Regions from separate parts of the Homo sapiens genome. Here region 1 is linked to region 2. A link is a loop called in an ENCODE intact Hi-C map of the cell type or tissue named here. Cell type or tissue: heart right ventricle. All regions are shown on one strand. Each heading gives the region's core, and the rest is flanking DNA. Links, peaks and the distances in the headings are about the cores only. Region 1 holds the start of PCSK1N (proprotein convertase subtilisin/kexin type 1 inhibitor). Region 2 overlaps GLOD5 (glyoxalase domain containing 5).

Region 1 (12,459 bases), core at 2,748-10,747, 60 kb after region 2:
CCGCTACTGACATATAGTTCACTTTTTTTTTTTTTTTTTTTTTGAGACGGAGTTTTGCTCTTATCTCCCAGGCTGGAGTGCAAGTGGTGTGATCTCAGCTCACTGCAACCTCCGCCTCCCGGGTTCAAGCGATTCTTCTGCCTCAGCCTCCCGAGTAGCTGGGATTACAGGCGTCCACCACCACTCCTGGCTAATTTTTTTGTGTTTTTATTAGAGACAGGGTTTCGCAATGTTGGGCAGGCTGGTCTCGAACTCCTGACCTCAGGTGATCCACCCGACTCGGCCTCCAAAGTGCTGGGATTACAGGCGTGAGCCATTGTGCCCCGCCCCCTTTTTAACCTAGTTTGTTGTCTCTCACCCCGACCAGAATATAACCTTCATGAGGGCTACAGTTTGTTGTCTATTTATTGCCCAACTCCATGTCCTTGCCACACAGTAGGTTCCCAATAAATGTATGTTGAATAATTAATAAAGACTACATTCTAATGATAATGGCTAACAGACCACGTGATTTACATATTTATTTGGTTTATTATATTATCTGCCTCTGCCTTTTAGAACATAAACCTTCTGGGGGTGGGAATGTTGGGTCCCTACTGTCTGGCAGGCACTGTGCTGGGCTAGGGTTCAATGGTGACCAAAACCGGCAAAATCCTGCCCTCCCTCTGTCATGGGGAGGAACTGCTAATGGGCATGGGGATTCTTTTCTGGGTGAGGAAAATGTTCTAAAATTTACTTATGGTGATAGTTGCACAACTTCGTGAATATGCTAAAACCCGTTAAATTGGACACTAGCTGGCTGAACTTGATGGGATGTAAATTACATCTCAATAAAGCTGTTTGGGAAATCCAGCCTTCACAGTTGTTGATTCGCGTGAGGAGGGAAGGAGAGATGGGGGGACGTGGGACAGGGAGAAAACAACATAAATCATATATATATAGCATGCAAATTGGAAGGTGATCAGCACACAATAGGCATTCAATAAATGTTGAAATAATGACACCCCACTGTCTCCTTGCCCTCAAATGGTCTCCCCTAACGTATCCCCTGTTGTCTTGCTTCTTCTCTTCCCACTTGCAGAGCCTGCTGCCCACGTCTCTTCCCTGAGCTGCCTGCTGGGGTCATGGAGCTGCCAACAAAGCCTGGCACCTTCGACCTGGGCCTGGCCACATGGAGCCCTTCCTTCCAGGGGGAAACCCACCGGGCTCAGGCACGCCGCAGGGATGTTGGCAGGCAGCTGCCTGAGTACAAGGCTGTGGTGGTGGGCGCCAGTGGCGTGGGCAAGAGTGCGCTGACCATCCAGCTGAACCACCAGTGCTTCGTGGAGGACCACGACCCCACCATCCAGGATTCCTACTGGAAGGAGTTGACCCTGGACAGTGGGGACTGCATTCTGAATGTGCTGGACACAGCAGGGCAGGCCATCCATAGGGCCCTGCGTGACCAGTGCCTGGCTGTCTGTGATGGTGTGCTGGGCGTCTTCGCTCTCGATGACCCCTCGTCTCTGATCCAGCTGCAGCAGATATGGGCCACCTGGGGCCCTCACCCCGCCCAGCCCCTTGTCCTCGTGGGCAACAAGTGTGACCTTGTGACCACTGCTGGAGATGCTCATGCCGCTGCTGCAGCCCTCGCACACAGCTGGGGGGCCCACTTCGTGGAGACCTCGGCCAAAACACGGCAAGGCGTGGAGGAGGCCTTTTCCCTGCTGGTCCATGAGATCCAGAGGGTCCAGGAGGCCATGGCGAAGGAGCCCATGGCAAGGTCCTGTAGGGAGAAGACCCGGCACCAGAAGGCCACCTGCCACTGTGGCTGCTCTGTGGCCTGAAGGTCTTGGCCAAGAAATGTAGACCTTTCCCCAGGCCAGGGTGATTGTTCATTTGACATGAGACCCCTGAGGCAACTAGCTTTGAGGGACACATCAGGTATACTAGGGAAAGATGGACATCTCTCTTGTTTTCACTTGGTGAGGGGCTTTTTGGTAACATGGGAGTGCCTAATGTTGCTTTTGTTATGTCAAGTTGAAAGATTTTGTGCAAAATTAAATAAATGGTGTTTTGGGTTTCAAAGCTGCCTCCATGCCGAGTGTTGTGTGGGTGGGAGTGAGACTGGGTAGAATGTTACTTGAGTTGTGAGAATTCTTTCATTCAAGAAATTCAGGGGGAGCCCACTGTGTGCTAGGCTCCGCTTTATATATAAGGGAGGTAGAGGCAAACAAGACACTTAAAAATCCTTGCCCTTATAGATATGGCATCAGGCTAGATAGTGATAAAGGCTACGTGTTAAAGGCAGGTGAAGGAATAGGGTGACAGGTCCAGGAAAGCCTTCTTGAGAGTAGGTGACATCTGGACAAAAACCTGAAGATATCCAGAGGCAGAGGGACTAGCCAGTGCAAAGACCATGGCCACAAATCAGCTGCCACCACAGCAACCCTCAGTATATCCAGGGCCTGGAGCAAGAGTACAGGTAGGCCTCTACACTACATAACTAAATATGTAAACGTTCAGACATTACGAATCAAGCTTTACAAAGTAAATGAAATACACCCTATCCTACTTTGGCAAATACACTTTATTAGTGACCTGGATACCCAGGCTCCAATTTCTCAGCCTTCTCAGAGTTCCCTGCCAGAATGTGCCTGTCTGCCAAAGAGTGTGCCTGTACTGGGGCCTCCCGACCCTCAGTGCCCTCTCCCTTTCTCTCCGCTCTCTCCTTTTCTCTTCCCCACATCAGGAGGTGTTCATGTGTGCCTGCGACATCCCAGCCAGCACCTCAAGCTCTACTCACGTGCCCCACAAAGCCACCCCTTGGCCCTCAGGAGGATGGTCCCTTGGAAGATGATGGTGCAGGCCCTGAAAGTGGCCTCAAAGCCTGGGATCCCCATACCCAAGTGAGGCCTAAAAGGGGGACACAAGATCCGCGATTGTCCATGTGGATGTCTTCCCCTCCACCCCTAGGAGAGACATAGACTGAGCAGGTGATTGCTCTAAAGTGCAGGACCCAGGGTAGAGTCTCCTCTCTCCTGGTCTAAGGGCAACCACCACCGCGGGGAACCACCAGCCCCTAGAAACTGCCACTCACACAGACAAGCACAGAGCTGCTTCAGATCATGTTTATTGTGGGGCCAGGGGGTAGGGATCCTCGGGTGAGAGGGCTGGCTGGCCGGGGTAAGTTGCTCTGGACGTGCTGGCGGGGAGCAGTCCTGGTGGCGGGATGGCGGGGGCACTTCTGGGTCCCAGGGTGCACGGGATCCGGGCAGTGCTCAGGGTGGCAAGAGGCGGCGTGCAGGCACCTGGGGCGCCGGGGTCTCTAGGCGTTTCACACGCAGCAGCGCCCCCAGCACGCCCTCAGGGGGCAGCTCAGAGCCCACATCGTGGTCGGCGGCACGGCGGAGGCGGCGCGGGGCTGCCACCCCCTCGGAGTCCGCGCTTCCCGCAAGAATCCGTCCCAGCAAGTACCTGCAGGGCCGAGCGCAAAGCAGTGAGGCGGTGTCCGCGGTGGGGCGTTCCCCCGCCCCACGCTCGGGGCCCAGAACGCAGGATCCACAACCACATACTGCCTGGGGACACGGTTCCCTCCCCAAGAAGGCGTCCTCAGCCCACTGCTTTCAGTAGACAGCCGTCATCGCCTTTCATCCCAGAAAACTGTGGCTTCCCCGCCTCCCTCTCCCCTTCCCAGGACCTGGGGTCCACTTCCCCCACTGAGTCAGCCAGGCATCCTTGCCTGGACTCCCTGGATCCAGGACCTCACTCCCTCTTAGGCCCCAGGACTTAGGGGTTCGCACTCCACGGGGTAAGCAGGCTTCCCAGTTCCTCGCCCTCGTCCTCTCCGGACGCAGGCGCCCGACCCCTCCCCACCCCCTGCCGGGCACCTCAACAGCTCGGGGTCCACGTCGGGTGTCTCGTCGCCTGCCTCCTCAGCATCCGGGCCCGCGGGGCCGTCGTCGTAGACCGGGGGCCGGGGTCGGAGCGCCGCGGCGGGGACGGGCGCGGGGACAAGCTGGGCTGCTAGGGCGGCAGGGTCAAGGCGGGCGCGGAGCAGAGCGCGAGCGAGCTGCGCTGCAGGCGCGTCGGGGTCGTCGTCCAGGCCCAGAGCCGGATCAGAGTTGCGGGGGGCGCCCCAGACGCGCAGCAGCTGCGCCAGGACGCGCGCCTGCTGATCCTCAGCCTCCTGCGCCTCGGCCCGCGCCCGCTCCTGACGTTCGGCCTCCAGCAGATGCGCCAGCGCCCGCGCCAGCTCCTGCACCGCCCCCGCCGCCTCACCTCGGGGCACTGACCGCCGGAAGCGGCGAGGAGCGCCAGTCTCAGCCAAGGGCGGAGACGCTGCGCTTAGGCCGCGGGGCTCCTGCGGGAAAATGAGGTGGGGGAAAAGAGTTTGTCAGCGTCCGTCGAGACAGGGACCCCCAGCCCGGGAAGCTTCGTAGGCCTCAAACATCCCAGATGCCACCAAAAGCACCGTGACCATCCAAATATACCCGGACACCCCTAAGGCCACTGGAAACCACCAAATATCTCCAGACGCACTTAAGACCACCAAAGATCCCCAGACACCCCCCACCCCCACCCCACAGCGCGCCAGTGATCCCTTGGTGACTCTCATAATTCCTCCCTCCCCACCCCCACTCCTGGAGACCGAGTTTCTTCATAAGAGTAGTGATGGTAGATATGACAGTTATAGATTTTTCCATATTTAATATTGTGGACAATAGGAACTATATGAATAAACTTGTTCATATATCATTTGGCATGTGTACAAGTTCATCTGTAGAATAAATTACCCAATGACAAATTTTCAGTTCAAGCAGTTTTCAAACAATTTCCACAAGTTTAAAGAAATAAAAGAGGGTACCAATAATCTGAGCAAGGAATAAAAGATCATAAAAATGACTGTGAAGGTTTGGAAAAGAAACATACAGGCCACATATAAATATGTTTAAAAGGAGTGATGCCTGCAACACAAATAGTCAATGAAAGAGTAGTACACAGAAGATACAGAGAATTCCTAAAAAGTAGTAAGAGAAAAACAAACTCATACAGAAATAGAAAAAATACATGATCGCCTATTTCACAAAAATGATTACTAAACATATGAAAAATTGGGCCACGTGTAGTGGTTCATGCCTGTAATCCCAGCACTTTGGGAGGCCAAGGCAGGAAGATCGCTTGAGGCCAGGAGTTTGAGACCAGCCTGGTCAAAATGGCGAGACCCTGTCTCTACAAAAAATAAAACCAAAAAAAATGAGCGGGGCACAAGCCCATAGTCCCAGCTACTTGGGAAGATGAGGTGGGAGGATCACCTGAGTCCAGAAGCTCAAGGTTGCAGTGAGCCCAGATCGCACCACTGCACTCCAGCGTGCATGACAGAGGAAGACCCTGTCTCTAACAAACATAAAATAAAATTAAAAACCTCATTAGTAATCAGGGGAAAGCAAATTAAAATGCCAGGGAGATACTATGCATAATATAACCAAAAGATTGACCCAAATCAAAAAGTCTGATAATATGAAGTGTTGATATGAATGCAGAAAAATGGGAACTCTCATACTATGCTGGTGAGAATTAAACTGGCAAAGTAATTTTGCAGAGCGGTTTGACAATATCTAAAAAGATGCACATATCCTATGACCCACTCCTGGGATGTCACTCCCCAGAGCAGCTTTGGCACATACGCTACTGGTCACAAGTTCGTGAAAGATGACAGCAGCACTGTTCGTAATAGCATAAAAGGGCGGGGGAGAAAGAAAAGCCTGGAAACAGTCCAATGTCCACTGACAAATTGAGAATACATATATAAATCATGATGTCCTCATAGGATGTAATATTATGCAGCAATAAAAATAAATGAATTACAGCCACATGCATCAACTTGGATGAATCTCGTGACCAGAATAGAGCCAAGGGAAAAAAAAACGTCAAGTTCCAGAATTTCACTGCAGACTGCCTGAGACTACTAGACACCCTGAGGACTTCCTAGTGACCCCTAGTGACTACGAGGAACCAGTCACCCAGTATGATTCCGTTTCAATGATGTTCAAAAGCAGGAAAAACTAAACAATGGATTTTTTTTGAGAGCTACACATATGTGATAAGCTACAAACAAAAGTAAGGGATCAATGGACAGAAAATACAGAATAAGGACTGTGTGGGGACAGGGGCTGCCATGGCGAGGGGCACGCAGGGGCTTCTAACTCTTGGTCAGGCTCTATTTATTAAGCTGAGTGACTGCTACACGAGAGAGTTATTTTGTCATCATTCTTTACATTGTACATATATATTAAACACATTGTTACACGGATATAAGGTAACAGTTTTTTTTAATTCCCATCTTTGATGCAGACAGTATTGAAGAGCTAGAGGAGGATGCCTCTCCAAGTGCCCTTGCTGGCGCCCACCACTCCTCAGTCACCCCGGGGTATCACACTCACCAGCAATCACAGCCTCACACACACTCATGAGGACTGACAGGCCTGGAGATGTCACATATACAGCCCAACACTGCCACAGCCACATGCAAGGACCTGCACACGTTCACATCCGCAGCTGCTCCTGCAGTTACAATCGCCAAGCCACCCAGGTGCAAGGACATGCACCATCCTTAAAGACACAATGCAGCAGAGAGACATCATGGCTCCTCTCCTCAGGATGACACAGCTCCACAAAGAAACGGAGAGAAACAGTCTCAGGAACACGCAAACGAAATCCCAGGCACTTGGTCCAACAGAACCACTATGGAATGTGCACACGGAGATGCGAAGACCATTCCCTCTCAAACACAAACGAAATCACACACACACACACACACACACACACACACACACACACACAGAGAGAGAGAGACAGAGAGAGAGAGAGAGAGACACGCCCATAGGCCAAGCCAACACACATAATAAGGATTCACAAATATCCACACGGTGTCACTGAGAAAACAATCGGACGCACAAAAGAATCGCGCACAGAAGTATCCCGGTATCACACACACTACACACCCAGACGCACCACGGCACCTTTCTAGGACACTTGGAAGCGCTCAAACCAAAGAACACACACTTTCAAGGACACGACACCTCCACACCGCTCTCCTCACATCACACGCACACACACTGATGCGCGCGCGCCCTTTCTTAAAGCGCCTTAGTGCCGTGGACAGCGTCACAGGCACCGGGCACGGAGAGGTGGGCAGGGCACGGTTACCGGCGGCGCCCCGGACAACGCCACCCGCACAGGCAGAGACCAAGTCAGGTCTCAGGTGTGCCGGCGTGGCCTGGGCGCGGACCGGCGGCCGGAGCCCGGGCCACCCTCGTCGATCTCTCCGCACGTCCCGGGAGCCGGCTCGGGCGGGGGTGAGGCGGCGCAGCCCCAACCCCAACCCTCGCCGGTGGCATCCTCCCCCAACCCCCACCCCTCGCCGGACTGGGGTCGCACCTTTACCGGCCGCGCGCAGAGCGCGGGGGGCGGCCGAAACAGGCCGAGCAGCAGCAGCACCAAAAGGCCGACGCCCCCGGCCCGCGGCCCCCAGAGCAGCGGCGACCCCGCCATGCTGCCCCAGCGAGCCGGGCTCCGGACGGGCGGACTGGCTGGCAAGTGCGCAGTGCCGGGGCGAGCTGGCGAGGCTGCGGCGCTCTGCGGCTGCGCACGCCCGGAACCAGGCCCCCCCCCCCCCGCCCCCACCCCACCCACCCGACCGACGCAGGCGCAGCCTGGGGAGCTGGCAGCCCCACCAGACCTCCCGTCGCCATGGAGATGCCCAAAGGGCAAGGTGGAGAGCTGGCGGTTGCCATGGCAGTCGGAGGGCAGTTGCTGGGGCAACCGACCTTACTGTTACCTTAGTAGACAGGAAAACAGGCAAGAAAAATTGACTCAGTGGAGTGGAATGGGGGTCTGGTCCTCATCTCTCTTCCTGGGGGAGGAGATGGACTTTAGTTTGTTCATTAGATAAATAGTTAATGGATCACCCGCAGTGGGCCCGGCCCGCGCCAGGGAGATGGGTTCAATCTAGGTGATGTGACCATGGACAGCTCAGTTGGCCATTCTAAGGCTCAGGCTCTCAGCGGCGTAAAGGGGTTACTACTGACAGCCTCCCTCAAAGTGACCTTGGAGGTTTAGAATGACATTCAGTAGGAGCTCCATAAATGCTCCTTTCCATCCTCTCCTTGTCTCTTTGTGTTTTTTTTTTTCTGACAGTGTCTCGCTGTGTCCTCCAGGCTGGAGGACAGTGGCCGGATCTCAGCTCACTGCAATCTCCACCTCCAGGGTTCAACCAATTCTCATGCCTCAGCCTGCCAAGTAGCTGGGACTACAGGTGCCCACCACCACGCCTGGCTAATTTTTGTATTTTTGTAGAGATGGGGTTTCGTCATGTTGCCAGGTTGGTCTCCAACTTCTGAGCTCAAGCAATCGGCCCTCCTCGGCCTCCCAAAGTGCTGGGATTACAGGCGTTGAGCCACCATGCCTGGCCCCAGCCCAATACTTTCATCTCTCCATGGCTCTCTGTGTTTATCTTTCTGCCCTTATGTGCCCACAGCTCTCTCTGTGTCTTCCTCTCCCCATATGTCTCTCCTTGTCTATGACTTTCTCTCCTTTCATCTCTCCAACCGCTGTCTTGTCTCTGTCTTTATTTTACTGTCTATATCTACTTGTTTTCCATAGATAGATATATACATAGATACATATATGCATAGACTTTACCCATATATTGTTCCAGAAATAAGTTCAAGCCACTAAAATGACATATCAAAGGAAACAAGATCTTGAAAAAATGTATGTGTATCCATAGGGGGAAAAATGTTGGGGAGGAAATGTCATCAATGGTTATCTCTGGGGAGGTAACTAATGGTTTGTTACTTTCTCCTTTATACTTTTCTGTTGTCTGAAAAAAAAAAATTACAATAGGCCAGGCGCGGTGGCTCATGCTCGTAATCCCAGCACTTTGGGAGGCCGAAGTGGGTGTATCACCTGAGGTCAGGAGTTTGAGACCAGCCTGGCCAACATGGTGAAACCCCATCTCTACTGAAAATACAAAAATTAGCCAGGCATGGTGACACGCGCCTGTAATCTCAGCTACTCAGGAGGCTGAGGAGGAGGAGAACTGCTTGAACCTGAGAGGCAGAGGTTGCAGTGAGCTGAGATGGTGCCACTGCATTCCAGCCTGGGCGACAGAGCAAGACTCCGTCTCAAAAACAAAAAAAGATCATCTGAATAAATGAAGACACAATACATGTTCCTGGATGAGGCAATTTCATTTTATAAAGATGTCAAGTCTATCCAAACTAATATATAATTTCTATGTAATTTCAATTTAAACCCCAGCTGAATATTTTAAAGAAAATCAATTAAATGTACTTTTTATTTTGTTTTATTTTTAATCCTACTCCTTCTGTAATAAAATGTGTAATAAAATTTGTTTTGGTTTGTTTATTTGTGTTTTGAGACAGGGTCTCACTCTGTCACCCAGGCTGGAATGCAGTGGTGAAATCACGGCTCACTGCAACCTCCACTTCCCAGGCTCAAGCAATCCTCCCACCTCAGCCTTCCGACTTGCTGGGACTACAGGTGTTCCCCACCATGCCCAGCTAATTTTTGCATTTTTCTGTAGAGATGGGTTTCACCATGTTGCCCAGGCTGCTCTTGAACTCCTGGGTTCAAGTGATCCACCCACCTTGGCCTCCCAAAGTGCTGGGATTACAGGCATGAGCCACCACACCTGGCCATATTTTTAAATGTATATAAGAGTCCATGCAAAAATTTGTACACAAATGTTCAAAGCAGCATTATTTATAATAGCAAAAAGTGGAAACAACCCAAATGTTCATCAATAGATGAACAGATAAGTAAAATGAGGTTTCTCCATATCATTGAATATTATTCAGCCATAAAAAGGAATGAAGTGAGGCCGGGTGTGGTGCTGTAATCCCAGCACTTTGGGAGGCCGAGGCAGGCGGATTACTTGAGGCCAGAAGTTCGAGACCAGCCTAGCCAACATGGCGAAACTCCATCTCTACTAAAAATATAAAAATTAGCAGGGCGTGGTGGTGCATGCCTGTAATCTCAGCTACTCAGGAGAATCGCTGGAACCTGGGAGGTATGGGTTGCAGTGAGCAGAGATCGCACCACTGCACTCCTGAGCAACAGGGAGAGACTCCGTCTCAAAAAAAAAAAATCTCATGTATCCCATAAATATACACACCATGTACTTATAAAAATTAAAGATTAAGGGGCCGGGCATGGTGGCTCACGCCTGTAATCCCACCACTTTGGGAGGCTGAGGCAGGTGGATCACGAGGTCAAGAGATCCAGACTATCCTGGCCAACATGGTGAAACCTCGTCTCTACTAAAAATACAAAAATTAGCTGGCATGGCAGCAGGCGCCTGTAATCCCAGCTACTCGGGAGGCTGAAGCAGGAGAATCGCTTGAGCCCGGGAGGCGGAGGTTGTAGTTAGCCGAGATCGCGCCACTGCACTCCAGCCGGGCGACAGAGCAAGACTCTGTCTCAAAAAAAGGAATTAAAGATTAAAAACATTTGATATGCATGGTTGATTATCCTAGGTAAAAAGAATTACAGATAAATACAAATATGTATACATGAAAATGGATATGAGTTTTATTTGTTTATTGAAAAGTTATAGGGGCGAGGACAAAAGACTACAAAAATTAAGAAATAAAAATAAAAAGTTATTACAGCTTATTAATGGTAATATTATAATTAATACATACATAATTTTATTTATCATACTAAGTTAATTGTATTTTGAAACTGTGGAAAATTTTTTAATTTATTGACTATGTGTAGATTGACTGACTTCGAGACAGAGTCTCGCTTTGTCACCAAGGCTGGAGTGCTGTGGTGCCATCTCAGCTCACTGCAACCTACTCCCCTTGTGTTCAAGTGATTTTCATGCCTCAGCCTCCCGAGCAGCTGGGACTACAGGTGCACGCCACCACATCTGGCTAATTTTTGTATTTTTTGTAGAGATGGGGTTTTTGCCATGTTGCCCAGGCTGGTCTGAAACTCCTGACCTCAAGTGATCTGCCTGCCTCAGCCTCCCAAAATGCTGGGATTACAGGTGTGAGTCACCATGCCAGGCCTGTATCTGTAGATTTATATTTCCATGTATAACTAACTACATACATATACTTATATTAATAAATTCTCTACTGGAAATTATTACATGAATAATGTACAAAAGATGTAAAATTAGAATTTGTGTCCTTTTACTATGAAATAACTAAATTATTGTTTTCCTAGTTCAGTGGAGGTTTCTTTTGTCATCAAAAATAATCTATCTCTCTGTGCTTTTCGACATATTCTTAAATCTTTTTTTGTTGTTGTTGTTGTTGTTGTTTGAGACAGAGTTTCACTCTGTTGCCCAGTATGGAGTGCAGTGGCATGATCTCGGCTCAATGCAAACTCTGCCTCCCGGGTTCAAGCGATTCTCCTGCCTCAGCCTCCCGAGTAGCTGGGATTACAGGCGTGTGCCACCATGACCAGCTAATGTCTGTATTTTTAGTAGAGATGGGGTTTTGCTATGTTGGCCAGGCTGGTCTCCAACTCCTGACCTCAAGCGATCCGCCCGCCTCAGCCTCCCAAAGTGCTGGGATCATAAGCGTGAGCCACCGCGCCCGGCCACTTAAACCATTTTTTAAAAGAGTCCTTCTTTACCTTTTTTTTTTTTTGAGACGGTCTCACTCCGTCACCCGGGCTGGAGTGCAGTGGCGCGATCTGGGCTCAATGCAACCTACGCCTCCTGGGTTCAAGAAAGTCTCCTGCCCCAGCCTCCCCAGTAGCTGGGACTACAGGCACGTGCCACCACGCCCAGCTAATTTTGGTACTTTTAGTAGAGATGAGGTTTCGTCATGTTGGCCAGGCTGGTCTCCAACTCCTGGGCTCAAGTCATCTATCTGCTGGCCTCAGCCTCCTAAAGTGCTAAGATTACAGGCGTGGGCCACTACGCCCAGTAAGTACTTATTTTTGAAAAAAGTTTCTAATAAACGTTGTTTATTGCTTTATGATTCTGCAGTAATTATAAATATTTCTTGTGCTTAGGTATTTATGAAATATTTTGACTCCTCTAACAACTCTTTGTAATTCTGATTTTCCCAAATTCAGAATAAAATTGGTTAGATGTCTTTTCTATATAAACTATTTTGGGGCTTATTAAAATGATTATTAGGGCTGGGCATGGTGGCTCACGCCTGTAATCTCAGCACTCTGGGAGACTAAGGTGGGAGCATTGTTTGGGCCCCAGAGGTCAAGGCTGCAGTGAGCCATAATTACGCCACTGCACCCCAGCCTGGGAGACAGAGCAAGACTGTCTCAAAAACAAATTAAATTAAATTAAATTAAATGGTTATTAGGTAATCTAAAGATTTCTCCTTCACCTTATAAAAGGAAGGGCAAGAGAAGTAATTAGGTTTATCTAGAATGCTTCACATGTGAATTAATTCAAAATTCTTATAAGTGCTC
Region 2 (12,384 bases), core at 16-8,015:
CACAGTTATGTACTATTTTGACTGACAATTCTTTCATGTAAATAAATGTGTTTAAAAAGGAAACTGTGCGTTCCCATTGTAAAACAAACAAACAAACAAACAAACCTACATTTATGCACTGAAATACTTTTTTTTTTTTTTTTTGAGACAGAGTCTTGCTCTGTTACCCAGGCTGTAGTATAGTGGCTTGATCTCGGCTCACTGCAACCTCCACCTCCTGGGTTCAAGCGATTCTCCTGCCTCAGCCTCCCAAGTTGCTGGTACTACAGGTGCGTGCCACCACACCTGGCTAATTTTTGTAGTTTTAGTAGAGACAGGGTTTCACCACGTTGGCCAGGCTGGTCTCAAACTCCTGACCTCAAGTGCTCCGCCCACCTCGGCCTCCCAAAGTGCTGGCCATTACAGGCATGAGCCACGTGCCCAGCCCTAAATACATTTATATAAAAAGAAAACGTTCATCCAAGTACATGAAAAACCCATTATATCTTGGCATAAAGGAAAAGTAACTGTAAAAACCAACAGCTATGAAAGCATAACAATGTCATTAGATTCTAGCCACTTCCGTTCCCTGTACTCCCTGGCCCTGACATTACAAAGGGAGATATGGCAGGTGGTTAAAGAGATACTAAGAACTTGTTAGCATCCACCTTCTATGTGTAAAAAGAAGGACTGAAAGAAGATTGGAGAGGGAATAATTTCTGATTTGTTGTTATTTAATCCAGTGTCTCTGTAATACTTAAAATGATGTCATCTAGAAGAGGCATTGGTTGGGCACGGTCACTCACGCCTGTAATCCCAGCACTTTGGGAGGCTGAGGTGGCAGGATCATTTGGGCCAGGAGTTCCAGACCAGCCTGGGCAACATAGTGAGATCCCATCTCTTAAAAAAAATAAACAGAGTAGCCAGGCATGGTAGTGCATGCCCGTAATCCTAGCTATTCAAGAGGGTGAAGTGGGAGGATCACTTGAGCCCAGGAGGTGGAGGCTACAGTGAGCTATGATCACGCCACTGCACTCCAGCCTGGGTGATACAGCAAGACCCTGTCTCTAAAAAATTAAAATAAGGCTGGGGCACAGTGGCTCATGCCTGTAATCCCAGTGCTTTAGGAGGCCAAGGAGGGAGGATCACTTGAACCCAGGAATTTGAGACCAGCCTGGGTAACATGGCGAGACCCTGTGTCTACATAAAATACAAAAAAAAATTAGCCAGACGTGGCGGTGTGTGCCTGTAGTCTCAGCTACTTGGGAGGCTAAGAGGTGGGAGGATCGTTTGAGCCCAGGTTGAGGCTGTAGTGAGCTGTGATCGCACCACTCCATTCTAGTCAGTGTGACAGAGCAAGGCCCCATCTCTACAATAAATAAATAAAAGGGGTTTTAGTTTCCCTTTTGCAGAACACGGATTGAGGTCTTATATATATTCTGTGCAAATAACCTAGACTCCTTCTTTGGGAAGTGTCAGTGAAAAAGACTGGTTTGGAAGTAAAATGGGTGAAGCATAGGGGTTAAGAGTATGGTCGTTGACCCAGACTGCCTAGGTTCGAATTCTGGTTCTGCCATTTACTAGATAATACTAGGTACTATTATCCTTCCCATTTTACAGATGAGGAGATCGAGGTACAGGGTAGTTAGGTACTGTGCCCAAGGCCATCTAGCTGATAAGTGGCTGGAACGGAGTGATGGAGGGGAGGATGGTAGGAGATGAGGTCAGAAAGATACAGCGGTGTTCTAAGGTCTTCTAGGCCACTATAAGGAATTAAATTTTACAGGCCAGGCGCAGTGGTTCATGCCTATAATTCCAGCACTTTAGGAGGCTGAGGCGGGCGGATCACTTGAGGTCAGGAGTTCGAGACCAGCCTGGGCAGCACAGCAAGACCTCGTCTCTATGAAAAATAGCTGGGCATGGTGGCATGCGCCTGTAATCCCAGCTACTCAGGAGGCTGAGGTGGGAGAATTGCTTGAGCCTAGGAGGCAGCGGAGGTTGCAGTGAGCTGAGATCTCACCACTGCACTCCAGCCTGGGTGACGGAGCGAGACTCTGTCACAAAAAAAAAAAAAAGGCATTAAATTTTGGTCTCACACACACATTTTGACGAACGACTTTTGTCTTTTCTTCCCACTTCAGGCTTGTGATGTCCCTATTGAGGAGGGGCCAGTCCCCAGAACAGGGGCAAAAGGGCCTATCATGTCCATCTACTTCCGAGACCCCGACAGAAATCTGATTGAGGTGTCCAACTACATCTCCTCGTGATGGAGGCTGGACCTCCTCCATTCTGTCCCCCTTGATGTCGCCCTCTCCTTTCCTTCCTGCAAACCCCCACCCAGGCCCAGAGATCTCCAAAGACTGAGGACTTAGGCACTTCACACATCCTGCTGAGGGGGGACCCAAGACAGGTTTGGGACCAAACCTACATGTCTGTATGTCATCAAAGTTGGCCTAATAAATGCATAACCTCTCAATGAATACGGGGTCTTCGTTACTGTATTGGCGCCATGCATGGGTGTTTATGTAGGGTGTGAGATCTCTGAGCTGTTCGGTCGGAGGCCTATGACCAGGGTATGACGCCTCTGAGCACCGAATCTAGGGTCATCACCTCGGGATTCAAGGCCCCTGACAGATTTCTCCTTGTCAGTGATGCCATTGTCTTCATCCTTTCCTAACTTTTCTCACTCCTCCAGCTGCTGCCTGCTGTTTTCTCCATTCCTGGGCCTCGCAGAATCCCAGGATCTCTTATTCCCATCAGACCTTCCAGGACCAGCACCAGGTGATACTACCTCTTTCAGGAGAGCCTTCTCTAGTCTCACTCTCAGGGTATTTAGCACTTTCTACCTTTGGATCTAGTAGATCAAAGAATTCGAGACCAGCCTGGGCAACATAGTGAGACCACCCACCTCCACAAAATAAATAAAGAAATAAGCCAAATCATCTCAATTGAAGCATAGCTTGTGGCAGGTTAGGTGGGACAAGGTCAGATTTCCTGTTTCTGCCCCCCCTCCACCATTCAGTCAACTAAAATACATATGTTAACCACCTGTGTGCCAGGCCCTGTTCCAGGCACTGGAGAGACAGCATTGAGCAAAGGAGATAAGCATACCCCTGTTGGTGGAGTTGCCATTCTAGTGGGAGAGAAAGAAAATAAATAAAACTAAGTAGGTAAAATATTAAGTATGTTACAGGTTGGTAAATGGTTTGGAGAAAAAGAAAACACGGAAAAGAGGGAATGCAGATAAAAACTGTTGGGGCAGGTTGGACACAGTGGCTCACGCCTGTAATCCCAGCACTTTGGGAGGCCGAGGTAGGTGGATCACTGAGGTCAGGAGTTTGAGACCAGCCTGGCCAACATGGCAAAACCCCGTGTCTACTAAAAATACAAAAATTAGCTGGCTGTGGTGGCGCATGCCTGTAGTCCCAGCTACTTGGGAGGCTGAGGCACCAGAATTGCTTGAACCTGGAGGCAGAGGTTGCAGTGAGCTGAGATTGCACCACTGCACTCCTTCCTGGGTGACAGAGCGAGACTCTGACTTGAAAAAAAAAATTGCTAGGACAGCTTCTGATGTCTAATGAGGCGGTCCCGGAAAGTGTGACTGAGAAGTGTCTTGAGCACAGATCTGAAGAGATGAGGGATGAGCCACACAGATGGCCAGTGGAGGAAGGGCACACCAGGCAGAGGCATCGGCCAGTGCAAAGGCCCTGATGCATGAATGTGCCTGCTGTGTGTGAGGAACAGCAAGGACGCCAGTTGGGGAAGCAAGGGGTACAGATGGGTGCGGTCTGGCAGGCCAGGGCGAGGACTTTGTCTTTTACTATGAGCGACAGGCAGCTGAAGGAGGGTTGTGGGCAGAGGAGGGATGTGATCTGATTTAGGATTTAACAGGCTCCCTCTGGCCACTGCGGAAAATAGACTGTCAGGGCGAGGGTGGAAACAGGCGACCAGTGAGGGGGAGGCCCCTGCAGTGGTCCACGCAAGTGTGATGGCAGGGACAGGGGAAGTGATTTTTATTTGTTTGGGTTTTTTGTTTTTTTTGGTAGAGTCGGGGTCTCGCTATGTTGCTCAGGCTGGTGTCGAACTCCTGGCCTCAAGAGATCCTCCTGCCAGGCGCGGTGGCTCACACCTGTAATCCCAGCACTTTGGGAGGCTGAGACGGGCAGATAACGAGGTCAGGAAATCAACACCATCCTGGCTAACACGGTGAAACCCCATCTCTACTAAAAATACAAAAAATTAGCCAGGCATGGGGCGGGCGCCTGTAGTCCCAGCTACTTGGGAGGCTGAGGCAGGAGAACGGTGTGAACCCGGGAGGCGGAGCTTGCAGTGAGCTGAGATCGTTTCCCTGCACTCCAGCCTGGGTGACAGAGGGAGACTCTGTCTCAAAAAAAAAAAAAAAAAAATCCTCCTGCCTCAACCTCCCAAACTGCTGGGACTATAGGCGTGAGCCACCGCACTCAGCCAGGAGATGATTTTTTTTTTGAAGTTAAGGCAACATTTATTTGATTTCCTTATAACCATATTATCTAAGGCAGAAGTGGTGGTTACTTGGCAAGAATACAATTTCTTTTAATGTCTTCTATAGTTGAGTTTTAGTTCAGAAATACATATTTCACTGGTACAAATCTGAGAGACCGTACTTCTAGCATGGGCTCCTATTCATGATCAATGCATTTTTGTATCACCATGGCTTGAACAAACTCAATCACTGTTTCAATGGCAGGACATGGCCAGTTGTGGCAGCTGCTCTGAAGGTCACTTGTTTTACTGTGGCCTGGCCAAGTAGAATAAGAGTGGGTCACAGTGAGCTCACTGGTCTCTTCAGGCTGTGCTCTGAATGATGACAGCAATACCTTGGCCACCTCCAATGCAAGCTGATCCAACGGCATATTTTCCACCTCGACGCCTTAATTCATCAACCAATCCAGATCCTCCCAGTGGGTGACCCAAAGCAATGGCTCCTCCATTCACATTGGTTTTACTTATGTCAAGATCCAAACTCTTCTCAACAGCCAAGTACTGGGGAGCAAAAGCTTCATTCACCTCTACCAAATCCATGTCCTTAAGACTCAGTCCTGCTTTCTTCAGTGCCCCACTGATAGCAAGGACAGGACCAATACCCATGATAGAGGGATCACATACAGATACAAAGTAGCCCACAATTCTTGCCAGTGGTGTGAAATTATGGTTCTTAACAGCATCTTCACTAGCTATGATAACAGCTCCAGCACCATCAGCTATCCCCGATGCATTCCCTGCAGTGACAGTACCATCTTTCTTGAATACTGGAGGAAGTTTCTGTAACTATTCCAGGGTTGTTTGGGGCCCAGCATGCTCATCTACCTGCATTGTCTGTTTTCCTTTCTTTGTCTTCACTTCAATTGGTGCCATTTCATCATTAAAGTAGCCAGCATCATTAGCAGCTTTCCATCTCTGCTGTGACTGCAGGCCGTATTTGTCACATTCTTCTCTGCTTATTTTATGTTTTACAGCAAGATTCTCTGCAGTCATTGCCATGGGGAGCTGGACATGCTGATCTGTTAATCCTATCCATAAAGAATCTTCCAGCTTGATATCTGATCCAAGCTTGGTTCCAAAACACACATTTCTGACACAGTAGGGAGCTTGGCTCATGCTTTTGGTTCCTCCGCATAAAACAACTTCAGCTTCTTTAACACAAATTTCCTAACACCTATTCACAGTGGACTGAAAACCAGAACCACAGAGCCTATTAATCGTGAGAGCTGGGGTCTCCTTTGGGATTCCCACACGCAAACCAACATGCCTTGCCAAAAAAATATGGAACGCTTCACGAATTTGCATGTCATCCTTGCGCAGGGGCCATGCTAATCTTCTCTGTATCGTTCCAATTTTAGTATATGTGCTGCCGAAGCAAGCATGGAGATGATTTTTTTAAAATGGTTAGATTCTGGAGATATTTTGAAGATAGGGACTGGATGAGTTCAACAAAAAAGAGGATGTCAGCTAGAGAAGAGGCCTGAGGACATTTTGGGTTCTAAAACAAGAGAAGGGACAGACAGATGAGTCAGGCAAGTGGGAAGGGAAGTGTGTGGATTCCTGAGTGAAGGAGTGATGGATGGAGGAGCATGCGTGAGAGTCTCCTGAAGTAAAGGAGCCCCTGGTCTTCTGGACTCTGGTCGCTAAATAGTCTTCAGACGGTAGTTCAGCCAGACCCTGTGACTGAACCGCCAAGGAGCCCCAAGAGTGCTGCGAAGAGAGGGAGTGTGAGGATATGAGTTTTAGCAAGTAAAAGGCTTTCCTAAAACCTGTAGCATTTTCTGGCAGTGGAAAAAAAGAGGAAAGGGGTTTTCTGCCTCATTCTAAAAGACAATTTGCCATGGACCCAGACATTATATGCCTGAAGATGGATGATTTATGGATGAAAGGAAAGAGAAAATGAAGGAATAGAAGAAGGAAGGAAGGAACAGATGGGTGGATGGGTGAGTGGGTAGGTAGATGAATGAATGGGTAGATGCTCTGATATTTCCTCCCTCCTCCCCCGAGAAACTCCTTCACAGGTGTGCACAGAGAGAGGAATATGAGTTTATGAATTGCAGATTTGCTATAATAGGGAAAGAAACTAGAAACAATGCAAATGTTCATCAACAGATTAGTGGTTAAACAAAATGTGGTATATCCATTCCATGGAATATTACTTTCAATAAAAGGGAACGAACTTATGAGGCCAGCATTACTCTGATGAGAAAACTAGACAAAGATATCACAAGAAAAACTACAGACCAATATCTAAGTATAGATGCAAAAATCCTCAAAAAAATACAAGTAAGTAGAATCCAGCAACATATAAAAGGATTATACACCACGGCCAAGTGGGATTTATCCCAAGAATGCAAGGTTTGGTCAACTAATGAAAATCAATCAATATAATGCATCATATTAACATAATAAAGAACAAACACCACATGATCTTTTCAGGAGATGCAGAAAAAACATTTGACAAAATTCAACATTCCTTCATGATAAAAACACTCAACAAACTAGGAATAGAAGAGAACTTCCTCAACCTGATAAAGGACATCCACAAAAAACCCACAGCTAAGATCATACTTAATGGTGAAAGTTGGAAAGGAACAACACAAGGATGCCCCTTCTTACCATGTCTTTTCAACACTGTATTGGATGCTCTACCTGGGGCATTAGGCAACAAAAAGAAATAAAACGTATCCATATTGGAAAGGAAGAAGTAAAACTATCCCTATATGCAGATGACATGATCTTATACATAGAAAATGTTAAGGAATCCACCACGAAACCATTAGAGCCCCATTAGTGCATAACCATTAGAGCAAGGTTGCAGGATATAAGATTTTGTATCATATATGCTAGCAATTAACAATCCAAAAGTGAAATTAAGAAAACTATTCCATTTACAATAGCTTCAAAATGAATAAAATACTTAGTAATAAAATGAATGAAAGAAGGGTAAGACTTATACACTGAAAACCATAAAATATTATTGAAAGAACTTAAAGAAGACCTAAATAAATGGAAAGACATCACATGTTCATGGATTGGAAGACTTTATAGTGTTAAGATGGCAATACTCCCCAAATTGATCTACAGACTTGATGCAATCCCTATCAGAATCCCAGCTTGCTTCTTTGCAGAACTGACAAGCTGATTCACATGGGAGTGCTAGGGGCCCAAAATACAACAATCTTGAAAAAGAAAAACAAAGTTAGAGGACTCACACCTTCCAGTTTAAAAACTTACTATACAGCTACAGTAATCAAGACCATGTGCTACTGGCATAAAAACATACATATAAATTAACGAAATAGAATTGAAAGTCCAGAAATAAATTCATACATTATAGGCAACTGATTTTTTTGAGACAGGGACTTGCTCTGTTGCCCAGTCACAAACATAGCTCACTGCAGCCTCAAACTCCTGGGCTAAGCGATACTCCCACATCAGCCTCCCAAGTAGCTGGGACTACAGGCATGCACCACTGTGCTCAGCTAATTTTTAAAAAACTTTTTGTAGAGACAGGGTCTCAATGTGTTGGACAGGCTGAACTCCTGGGTTCAAGTGATCCTCCCACGTTGGCCTCCCAAAATGCTGGGATTACAGGTGTGAGCCACTGTGTCCAGCTAGCAATTGATTTTTGACAAGTGTACCAAGACCATTCAATGGGGAAAGAATGCTCCTTTCAACAAATGGTGCTGAGACAGCTGAGTATCCACATGCAAAAGAATAAAGTGGGACCCCTTCCTCATACCATATACAAAAAACAACTCAAAACAGATCAAAGACCTAAATGTAAGAGCTAAAACGATAAAACTTTTAGAACGGGGGTCCCCAACCTCCAGGCCACAAACCCATCTGTGGTCTCTTAGAAACTGGGCCACACAGCAGGAGGTGAGCTGCGGCTTGCTGCCATTCATGAAGCTGAGCCCGCCTCCTGTCAAATCAGCTGCAGCATTAGATTCTCTTAGGAGCTCAAACCCTATTGTGAACTGTGCATGCGAGGGATTTAGGTTGTGCACTCCTTATGAGACTCTAATGTAACGCGCTTGAATCATCCTGAAAACATCCCCACTTCTGTGGAAAAAAATTGTCTTCCATGAAACTGGTCCCTGGTGCCAAAAAGTTGGGGACCGCTGCTTTAGAAGAAAACAGGCTTAAGTCTTTGTGACCTTGGATTAGGCAATGGTTTCTTAGACGTGACATCTAAAGCATAAGCAGCCAAAGAAAAATAGACACACTGGAGTTCATCAAAACTATAAGCTTTCTGGCTGGACGCAGTGGCTCACGCCTGTAATCTCACCACTTTGTGAGGCTGAGGTGAGTGGATTGCTTGAGCCCAGGAGCTCAAGACCAGCCTAGGCAACATGGTGAAACCCCATCTCTGCAAAAAATACAAAAATTAGCCAGGAACGGTGGCATGCAACTGTAGTCCCAGCTACTTGGGGGACTGAGGCAGGAGGATCACTTGAGCCTGGGGGGTCAAGGCCTCGGTGAGCCACGTTCACCCCCACTGCACTGCAGCCTGGGTGACAAAGTGAGAACCTGTCTCAAAAAAAAAAAAAGTGAAAAGACAACCTACAGAAGACAATATTTGAAAATCACATATCTAAAAAGAGTCTAGTATCCAGAATACATAAAGAACTCTTACTACTCAACAATAAAAGGACAAATAACCCAATTCAAAATGGGCAAAGGATTTAAATAAACACTTCTCCAAAGAAGATAAATGGGCTGGGCACGGTGGCTCATGCCTGTAATCCCAGCATTTTGGGAGACTGAGGCGGATGGATCACTTGTGGTCAGGAGTTCGAGACTGGCCTGGCCAACATAGTGAAACCCCATCTCTCCTAATAATACAAAAATTAGCCAGGCATGGTGGCGGGTGCCTGTAATCCCAGCTACTCAGGAGACTGAGGCAGGATAATCACTTGAACCCAGCAGGTGGAGGCTGCAGTGAGCCAAGATCGTGCCACTGCACTCCAGCCTGGGTGACAGAGCAAGACTACATCTCAAAAAAAAAAAAAAAAAAAAAAAGAAGATAGATGACCAACAAGTTTATGAAAATATGCTCAACATCAGTGGTCACAGGGAAATGCAAATCAAAACCATAACAAGACACCACTTCACACCCACACCCAGTAGGATGGCTAGAATCAAAAAGAGGGACAATAAAAAGTGTTGGAGGCCAGGCATGGTAGCCTGTAATTCCAGCACTTTGCAAGGCCAAGGCAGGCAGATTGCTTGAGCCCAGTAGTTTGAGACTAGCGTAGGCAACGTGGCGAAAATCCCATCTCTACGAAAAATTAACAAAAATTTAGCTGGGTGTGATGGCATGCACCTGTAGTCCTGGCTACTCAGGAGGTTGAGGTGGGAGGATCACTTGAACCCAGGAGGTTGAGGCTGCAGTGAGCAGAGATCATGTCACTGTACTCCAGCCTGGGGAACAGAGTGAGACCCTGCCAAACAAAAGAAAAAAGAAAAAAAAGAAAAAAGAAAGAAAGAAAGAAAGAGAGAGAGAGAGAGAGAGAGAAAGAAAGAAAGAAAGAAAGAAAGAAAGAAAGAAAGAAAGAAAGAAAGAAGAAAGAAAAGAAAAGAAAAGAAAAGAAAGAAAGAAAGAAAGAAAGAAAGGAGTGTTGGAGAGAATGTGGTTAAATTTAAATTTGAATCCCCATATGGCAGCTGTGGAGAACACTTGCAGTTCCTCAGAAAGTTAAACATAGAATTACCATATCACCCCGCAATTCCATTCCTAGTTATATACCCAAGAAAACGAAAAACATATGTCCACATAAAAACTTTCACATGAATGTTCATAGCAGCATTATTTGTGATAGCCAAGAGTCCATCAATGGGTGAATGGATAAGCATAATGTGGCATTTCTTTTTCCTTTTATCTTTTGAGACAGGGTCTCACTCTGTTGCCCAGGCTGGAGTGCAGTGGTGCAATCATGGCTCACTGCAGCCTCAACTTGCTGATCCTCCCACCTGAGCCCCCCAAGTAGCTGGGACCACAGGCATGCACCACCACACCCGGCTAATTTTTCTTTTTTGTAGACACGTGTTCTTGCTACGCTGCCCAGGCTGGTCTCGAACTCCTGGGCTCAAGCAATCCACCCACCTCAACCTCCCAAAGTGCTGAGATTACAGGTGTGAGCCACCGCATCCTAGCTATAATGTAGTAGGTATTTTCATACAAAGGAATATTATTCAGTCATGAAAATGAATGAAGTACTGATACATGCTACAATATGAATGAACCTTAAAAAACTTATGTGAAGTAAAAGAAGGCAGTTACAAAAGGCCACATATTATATGACTGCATTTATATGAAATGTCCAAAACAGACAAATTCATAGAGACAAAGAGATTTGTGATGGCCCGGGGATGGGAGGAGAGGGAAATGGAATGGGAGGGTGTATGTTAATAGATATAGGGTTCCTTTTGGGGGTGATGAAAATGTTCTGGAATTAGGTAGTGGATAGTTACACAACCTCGTGATATACTAATCGCTTTGCTATACATTTTAAGAGTGAATTTTATGGTTAAGAGCAAATTTTATGGTATGTGAATTATGTCTCAATAAACAGAAAAAGAAAAAAAAGAATGAACTATTGATACACACGACAATGTGGAAGAATGTCACAGACATTATGCTGAGCAAAAGCAGCACATACTGTATGATGTGCTTCCATTTCCATGAAGTGCAAAAACAGGCCAAAAAAACCCCAGGTATCATATGGTGTTTATGGGTACCAACATATGGAGTGATGGAGTAAAAATACTCATGAGGAAGATAAACACCAAGCTCAAGGCAGTAGAAGGAGAGAGGGAAATGGAATCAGTACAAGAGCATCTGTAATATCGCATATCCTTTAAAAACAATCTGAAGTCAATAAGGCAAAATATTAATGTTTGACAAAAGTAGATGCTTGTTACAGCACCCTTTATACTTTCCATTTTTTAAAACAGTCAACCAACAGTTTGTTTCTGAGGGCAAACGCTTGACTCCTTAACCAGGCTTTGGTTGACATTTGCCTTGGTGCTTTTGACACCACAGTCTGTCAGGCTCTGTCCCCACCCTGATGGGCTCCACAGTACAGAAGAGGCACAAACAGTACAAATGCCATGGGGCCTGGACCAAGCAGGGGCTCTAGAACCCCAGAAGATGCCAGGAGGGAGTGAGCCAGTCAGGGAAGGCTTCCGAGAAGAGAGGACATTGAAGAAGAGTCTCAAACTTAGGCCTGACGGAGAAGACGCGCGGCCAGGACACCCCACCCCCGCCCTCGTCTCCCCCAAAGCCTGATCTGGCCCCACTGATTCCCTTATCTGCCCACTCCCAGCTGCCTCCTTGCTGGCTGAACTGTCGCCGCAGACTTCTGAGCCTGCGCCCCCTCCACGGGGATGGGGGAGGGAATGGGGTGAGGCCTGGCCTCACAGCCTCGGGGTTTCCAGCTCTTGCTGGAGGCAGGGCTCTGGGGCGCCCTACTCCTCACCCTTGGCTTCTCTTCCTGAGCGCTCTGTGCTCTCCAGAAATGAAGAAATGGGGTGAGTCCAGCGGCCAAACCCTTGTCTTAGCTCTTAGACATGCCTCGAGCCTGCCATTCCCTGTGAGGACAGATTTCCCTATGTTGCGACCGCTGCTTCTAATAATAATAATGATGATGATAATTCCCATTTACAGAGCACACCATTTATGGTGTGCCAGCAGGCCCTGTGCTGAGTGGTTCCTACCCACGTGGGGGGCTAGGACTTTACCCGTTTTCCAGATGAAGAAACTGAGGCTCAGAGGGCGTCTGGCCCAGGAATCACACAGCAAATCACACAGCAAATCAGAGTTGAGACAAGAACCCAGGGCCCTGGAGGAACATCTTCATTTCCACACACCTATGT

Evidence for each region. Hi-C counts contacts between places; a loop is a spot of excess contacts. Peaks named below come from ENCODE experiments on the same cell type or tissue, not always from the same donor. Only the 100,000 strongest peaks of a DNase experiment are listed, where the experiment ranks them.
Region 1: a loop joins it to region 2, with 5 times the contacts of the local background. A loop is called at or near these places in 2 of 110 quality-filtered maps.

The regions. Positions count from the first base shown.
Region 1 is chrX:48,828,000-48,840,458 of GRCh38, forward strand. It overlaps PCSK1N (proprotein convertase subtilisin/kexin type 1 inhibitor), which reads right to left and starts at 7,611. Exons shown (of 3, transcript NM_013271.5): 1 at 7,420-7,611; 2 at 3,870-4,342; 3 at 3,097-3,456. The coding sequence starts at 7,533. The coding sequence ends at 3,261. ERAS (ES cell expressed Ras) reads left to right here. Exons shown (of 2, transcript NM_181532.3): 2 at 1,082-1,870. The coding sequence starts at 1,125. The coding sequence ends at 1,826. RefSeq lists an enhancer at 2,933-3,433. In heart right ventricle, for the core only: no CTCF peak of the experiment used is centred there; no DNase peak of the experiment used is centred there; H3K4me3 peaks cover 577 bases; H3K27me3 peaks cover 4,981 bases.
Region 2 is chrX:48,771,190-48,783,573 of GRCh38, forward strand. It overlaps GLOD5 (glyoxalase domain containing 5), which reads left to right. Exons shown (of 4, transcript NM_001080489.3): 4 at 2,121-2,459. The coding sequence ends at 2,246. It also overlaps the pseudogene ACAA2P1 and the pseudogene RNU6-29P. Among named protein-coding and RNA genes, the nearest start is that of GATA1, 9.2 kb to the right of the region's middle. RefSeq lists an enhancer at 11,475-12,203 and cis regulatory regions at 11,548-12,128, 11,608-12,108, 11,775-11,896. In heart right ventricle, for the core only: no CTCF peak of the experiment used is centred there; no DNase peak of the experiment used is centred there.